Linked DNA regions of Homo sapiens: region 1 is linked to region 2. Evidence: read pairs that join two places in POLR2A ChIA-PET (ENCODE). Cell type or tissue: MCF 10A. All regions are shown on one strand. Each heading gives the region's core, and the rest is flanking DNA. Links, peaks and the distances in the headings are about the cores only.

Region 1 (2,500 bases), core at 1-2,500, 150 kb before region 2:
CCATGTGCTACATTTAACTGCCACTTAAAAGTAAGAACATGTGGTATTTGGTTTTCTCTTCCTGTGAGGTTAATGGCCTCCAGTTCCATCCATGTCCCTGCAAAGGGCATAATCTCATTCTTTTTTATGACTGCATAGTATTCCATAGTGTATATGTACCACATTTTCTTTATCCAGTCTACCATTAATGGACATTTAGGTTGACTCCATGTCTTTGCTATTGTAAATACTGCTGCAATGAACAATATGAGTGCAATTTATATTCCTCTGGGTATATACCCAGTAATGGGGTTACTAGGTCAAATGGTGGCCCTGCTTTTAGCACTCTGAGCAATCACCACTGGTTTCCACAATGGTTGAACTTACACTCCCACCAACAGCGTTTAAGTGTTCCCTTTTCTCCATAACCTCATTAGCATGTTATTTTTTTACTTTTTAATAATAGCCATTCTGACTGGTATGAGATGGTATCTCATTATGGTTTTGATTTGTATTTCTCTAAAGATCGATGATATTGAGCTTTTTTTCTTATGCTTATTGGCCACATATGTGTCTTCTTTGGAAAAGTGTCTGCTCATGTTCTTTACCTGCTTTTTAATGTTTCTTTTTTCTTGTAAACTTGTTTAAGTTCCTTATTGATGTTGGATATCAGACCTTTGCCAGATCCACACTTTGCAAATATTTTCTCCCCATTCTGTAGGTTGTCTGTTTACTCTGTTGATAGTTTCTTTTGCTGTACAGAAGCTCTTAATTTTAATTAGATCCTATTTGTCAATGTTTGCTTTTGCTGTGATTGTTTTTGGTGTCTTCATCATGAAATCTTTGACAGTTCCTATGACAGAATGCTATTGCCTACATTGTCTTCCAGGGTTTTTATAGTTTTGAGATTTACATTTAAGTGTTTAATCTATCTTGAGTTGATTTTTGGATATGATATAAGGAAGGGGTCCAGCTTCAATCTTCTGCATATGGCTAGCCAGTTATCCCAGCACCATTTATTAAATAGGCAGTCCTTTCTACATTGTTTATTTTTGTTAGCTTTGTCGAAGATCAGGTGGTTGCAGATATGTGGCCTTATTTCTGTGCTCTCTACTCTGTTCTATTGGTCTACGCACCTATTTCTGTACCAGTACCATGCTGTTTTGGTTACTGTAGCCCTGCAGTACAGTTTGAAGTCAGGTAATATGACTCCTGCAGCTTTTTTCTTTTTGTTTAAGATTGCCTTGGCTATTTGGGCTCCTTTTTGTTTCCATATGAATTCTAAAGTAGTTTTTTCTAGTTCTGTGAAGAATGTCATTGGAAGTTTGATAACAATTTCATTGAATCTGTAAATCACTTTGGACAGAATGGCCATTTTTATGATAATGACTCCTCCAATTCATGAGCATGGCATGTTTTTCCACTTGTTTGTGTCATCTCTGATTTCTTTGAGCTGTGTTTTGTAATTCCTGTTGTAGAGATCATTCACCTCCCCAGTTAGCTGCATTCCTAGGTATTTTATTCTTTTTGTGGCAATTGTGAATGGGATTGTGTTCTTGATTAGGCTCTTGGCTTGACTGTTTTTGGTGTACAGAAATGCTAGTAATTTTTTTTTTTTTTTGAGATGGAGTCTTGCTCTGTTGCCCAGGCTGGAGTGCAGTGCAGTGGTGTGATCTTGGCTCACTGCAACCTCCGCCTCCCGGGTAGCTGGGATTACAGGCACATGCCACCATGCTGAGCTAATTTTTTTTTTTTTTTTGGTATTTTTAGTAGAGACGAGGTTTCATCATGTCAGCCAGGCTCATTACCAACTCCTGACCTCAAGTGATCCACCCACCTTGGCCTCCAAAGTGCTGGGATTTCAGGCATGAGCTACCGCTCTTGGCCCTTCTCTCTTCTTTATTAATCTAGCTAGTGGCCTATCATTAATTTTTTTCAAAAAACCAACTCCTTGATTTGTTGACCTTTTGAATGTTTTTCTGCGTCTCACTGTCCTTCAGGTTGAGCTCTGATTTTGATTATACATATTCTGCTAGCTTTAAGGTTGGTTTGCTCTTACTTTTCTAGTTCTTTTAGTTGTGATGTTAGGTTAATTTGAGATCTAACTTTTTGATGTGGGCATTTAGTGCTATAAATTTCTCTTGTAACAATGCCTTAGCTGCATCCCGGAGATTCTGGAATGTTGTATCTTTGTTCTCATTTAGTTTCAAAGAACTTCTTGATTTTTGCCTTAATTTCATTATTTACTCCAAAGTTATTCTGGAGCATTTCCATGTAATTGCATGGTTTTGAGCCATTTTTTTTAGTTTTGATTTCTATTTTTATTGCACTGTGGTCTGAGAGTGTGTCTGGTATGGTTTTGGTTCTTTTGCATCTGCTGATTGCTTTATGTCCGATTATGTGGTCATTTTTAGAGTATGTGTCATGTGGCAATCAGAAGAATGTATTTTCTATTGTCTTTGGATGGACAGTTCTGTAGAGGTCTATTAGATACATTTGGTCCAGTGTTGAGTTTAGGTCC
Region 2 (3,941 bases), core at 777-3,276:
GGACACAGGGAAGGGAATAGCACACACTGGGGCCTGTTGGGAGGGTGGAATCAGGGGAAGGGGTGCATTAGGAAAAATAGCTAATGCATCTTGGGCTTAATACCTAAGTGATGGGTTGATAGGTGCAGCAAACCACCATGGCACACGTTTACCTATGTAGCAAACTTGCACATCCTGCACGTGTACTCCAGAACTTAAAAAAAAAAATTCTGCTGCTCTGAATGACTAATACGAAGTATTTAACAATATATAATAATACAATACTGTTGGAAAATCTGTGCAGAGGCAAAGCATTATAGATTGTGGTTGTTTAGTTCCTGTGCATTGTGGGTCACAAGCAGCCAAACTAAGTGCTTTGGAATATTTCCCTAAACTCAGTCCAGCGTTGGACACTTTGCACTCACAGACAAAAAACAAAATGGGCTTTTTCCCCTCCCCACCTCTGAGAAAAAGATCTGATCTACTCCAGAAGGAAGGCTTATGGTAATTATAAGTAGTCAATTGAGTACTGAATTATACCCGTTGTTTTAGTCAGCCTGGGCTGCCATAACAAAATACCATAGACTATTGGCTTAAACAAGAACAATTTCTCACAGTTCTGGAGGCTGGATGTCCGAGATCAGGGTGCCCAAGTAGTTGGCTTCTGGTGAGGACCACTTCCTAGCATGCAGATAGTTGCTTTCTTTCTGTGTCCTCACATGGCAGAGATAGAGTGAGCTCTTGTCCCTCTCTCTTCTTATAAGGAAAATAATCTCATCATGTGGGCCTCACCTTCAAGACCTCATCTAAACCTAATTACCTTCCAAAGGCCTCACCTCCAAATATTATCACATTGAGGGGTAGGGGTTCAACATGAGTTTTGGTGGGGGACACAGATATTCAGTTCATAGGACTCACTTTTCTCCTCTTATGATTTTCTTAGAGCAGGAGTGAATATTTATTTAAAAGCTTTAGAGCAGGAATGAAAGGAAGTAAAATACACTTGGAAGAGGACTAAGTGGGTGACTTGAGAGAGTCAAGTGTGTGGTTTGACTTGGGGTTTTATACGTTGGCATTTTTTTTTTTTTTTTTTTTTGAGACGGAGTCTCGCTCTGTCACCCAGGCTGGAGTGCAGTGGCGCGGTCTCGGCTCACTTCAAGCTCCGCCTCCCGGGTTCACCCCATTCTCCTGCCTCAGCCTCCCGACTAGCTGGGACTACAGGCGCCTGCCACCACGCCTGGCTAATTTTTTTTATTTTTTAGTAGAGACGGGGTTTCACAGTGTTAGCCAGGATGGTCTCGATCTCCTGACTCGTGATTCACCCGCCTCGGCCTCCCAAAGTGCTGCGATTACAGGCGTGAGCCACCGCGCCCGGCCAGGGGGTCTTACATCCCTTCTCCCTGATTCTTCTTGTGACTTTCTATGGAAATCAGCTATGGAGATCGATTTGAATATAATTATATTCTACCATAATTGCATATGAACTTAAAAGTTTACTTCCTCTGAACTTTAAATCAAAGTCATTATTAAAATTTCTCAGTTCTAACATTTAATGACCTAACTAGATCTTGGAGTTGGACTGAAGAAAATTGACCTAATATCTTTTTTGTCCTTGAATATTAAATTTAGTATCTTATATTTTCTCATGTAGTGAAGAAATATTAAAAGAAAATACTTTCACTTAAGTGTTTCATCTCATTGCTAACAAGAAATATTATGAAATGAACATCACTCTTTCCTCTGAGGAATTCTCTAGCCATTACTGGAGGCAGGATGTGGTGTTAGATGGACAAACATGACCTCATGATCCCTCTGCTAATGTGAATCTTTGTGAAAAATTAAGCGTATTTTTTAAACAATCGGTTTAAGGTTTAAGTGCATTGAGGTAGATAAAATGGGATCACCACCCTGCCTCAACTTGGCACCAAGTTGTCTTTGAAACCATGAGTCATCCTTCCTCTTACAAAGTGAAAATGCTCTTCAACAACTCATTGCTTAGTGGCTCAGAAATAATTTTGAAAAACTGATGACAATGCCATCAATTATTTTGTGAAGACAACAAACTCCTCTGATTTTTCCAAATTTGAGGGGTCTTTTCTAAGTCTTTGTGGGTTTTTTTAGACCATGATCTGGCATAGGTTTTTTTTTTTTTGGTTGGGGTGTTGTCTTGGTTGTGAGGTTTTAATTGTCATGTACAAGACTCTTGGGTCTCCAGATGCCTTAAAATGGAATCATTAGTGAATTAAAATAATGTAGCTCTCCAGAGTATGATTTGCTTCAGCTTGTTAGGTTGTTCAACTCTTTGAGAAATAAGATGAAGCAGGAGCTTAAGATGAAAACTTTCAATCTGCAGTAATGTGTTTACAGACCTATTGTTTCAATAGAAAGAAAACAGAGGTCAGAGAGAGTTGCTTAACTTAAACAAAAACTAAATACACACACACATAGACACACAAACACACACAAATATACACATCCTATTTTGTTAAGGACAATGAGGAGTTTCAAAATGACTTAATTATTCTCTGTGGGTCAATAAGTTTATTTATTTTACCTATCTCATCTCTCTTTTTTTTGGCAATTGACAGATTACTTCATGGAACCGTGATATAATTTGGATAGTAACAGATTTTATAGATTAATGAAGTAAGTCTGCGGTAAGATGTGAATTACTTTTTATAAAAACAAGTGATCCATGTACCACCAGAAAAATAGACTAGCAGAAGTCATCTAGTAGTATGTATTATACTCGCCAATGTGATAGCCTAAACAAACACAACCTACCCAGAGTGAAGCAGTATTACAGCAAGTCAGTATGTCAGGGCTGTGGTGAAGCTGGGGAGAAATGATATGTGGAGATTCAAAAAGCAAGGTAAATTCTACCATTGTCAAAAATTTATCAGTAGGAGCTCAGGGAAAGGAATCATATCCTGTGAAGTACATTTCCAGGTGTAAGACATGGTCCTACATCCCAGACGGGCTAGACTACTAAGAAGGTAACCAAAGCAAGAACTTAAACAGAGAGTAGAACAGGGATTGAGTTACCAAACAGGTGTCAACTGGGTTTTACCAACAGGGCAGAAGCTCCATTCCACCAGTCAGTCAGTCAGTCAGTCAGTCAGTCAATCAGCAAACATTTTTGTCTATGTGTAAGCCACCAATATATTAGATTCTAGGGCATAAAATAAAATAAGATATAGTTGCTGTCCTTTAATTGCTCACAGTTAGAGACTGGGATACAAGTTCAAGACCTGTCTAGGAGCGAGAGTCACAGGATGATGAATGCTAGAATAGAGAATCAACGTGATTTACATCTTTTCTGCCAAATGTCAGAATTGGTCTTAGAGATGGGGTATAAGAGGTGGAGTCTGCAAATGGGGATCCAGTAATTCTATTTATGGGTAAAGGAAGGTTGTAGAGGTCAGGAAGAGTAAGGGCCTGCCTCTTCTGGAACAGCATATGCAAGAACATAGAGATGGCATTTTCAAGTCTTGGCAGATATTTCCTTGCTCTGAATCCTATCATAGCTTGAAGAGAGCAGGGGAAGGGTTATGAACAGTTGTAGTTCTCTTTTGCTCTCAGCAAACAGGGACTTCACACATTTTAGTTAATCTGAAGATCAAAGAATGTCATGGGAGAAAATATGTTAAAAGCAAAACAATCCTTTTGAAATTGTGGGAAACCATCCGAGGAAAGACAAACATGTTTTTCCTCTATTAGATCATTTCTCTAGAAAGGAAAATCTTGATGATTTACTTACCTTCTAAGTGATTTTTAAATAATTAGTACCCATATGTGATTTCTGTCTCTATTTCATTATGATACTTTCTTGACACCTATTGTTCACATGAATTCTAAGGATGCTGCCAAAACAAATTTGTCACCTTACATGCTATGGGATAAAGTTATAAAACAATGTAACCAATATTAGCAGATTTCCTTATTCCAGTCTTCCAAATTTT

The links. ChIA-PET counts read pairs that join two places held together with the same protein. Peaks named below come from ENCODE experiments on the same cell type or tissue, not always from the same donor. Only the 100,000 strongest peaks of a DNase experiment are listed, where the experiment ranks them.
Region 1: POLR2A ChIA-PET joins it to region 2 with 7 read pairs; 3 of 35 experiments call an interaction of 5 or more read pairs at or near these places.

What each region holds. Positions count from the first base shown.
Region 1 is chr3:98,829,485-98,831,984 of GRCh38, forward strand. The region is part of intron 3 of DCBLD2 (discoidin, CUB and LCCL domain containing 2); the gene reads right to left. Among named protein-coding and RNA genes, the nearest start is that of ST3GAL6, 67 kb to the left of the region's middle. In MCF 10A, for the core only: no CTCF peak of the experiment used is centred there; no DNase peak of the experiment used is centred there.
Region 2 is chr3:98,975,871-98,979,811 of GRCh38, forward strand. The region is part of intron 1 of LINC00973 (long intergenic non-protein coding RNA 973); the gene reads left to right. Among named protein-coding and RNA genes, the nearest start is that of LINC00973, 63 kb to the left of the region's middle. In MCF 10A, for the core only: no CTCF peak of the experiment used is centred there; a DNase peak (open chromatin) is centred at 1,901.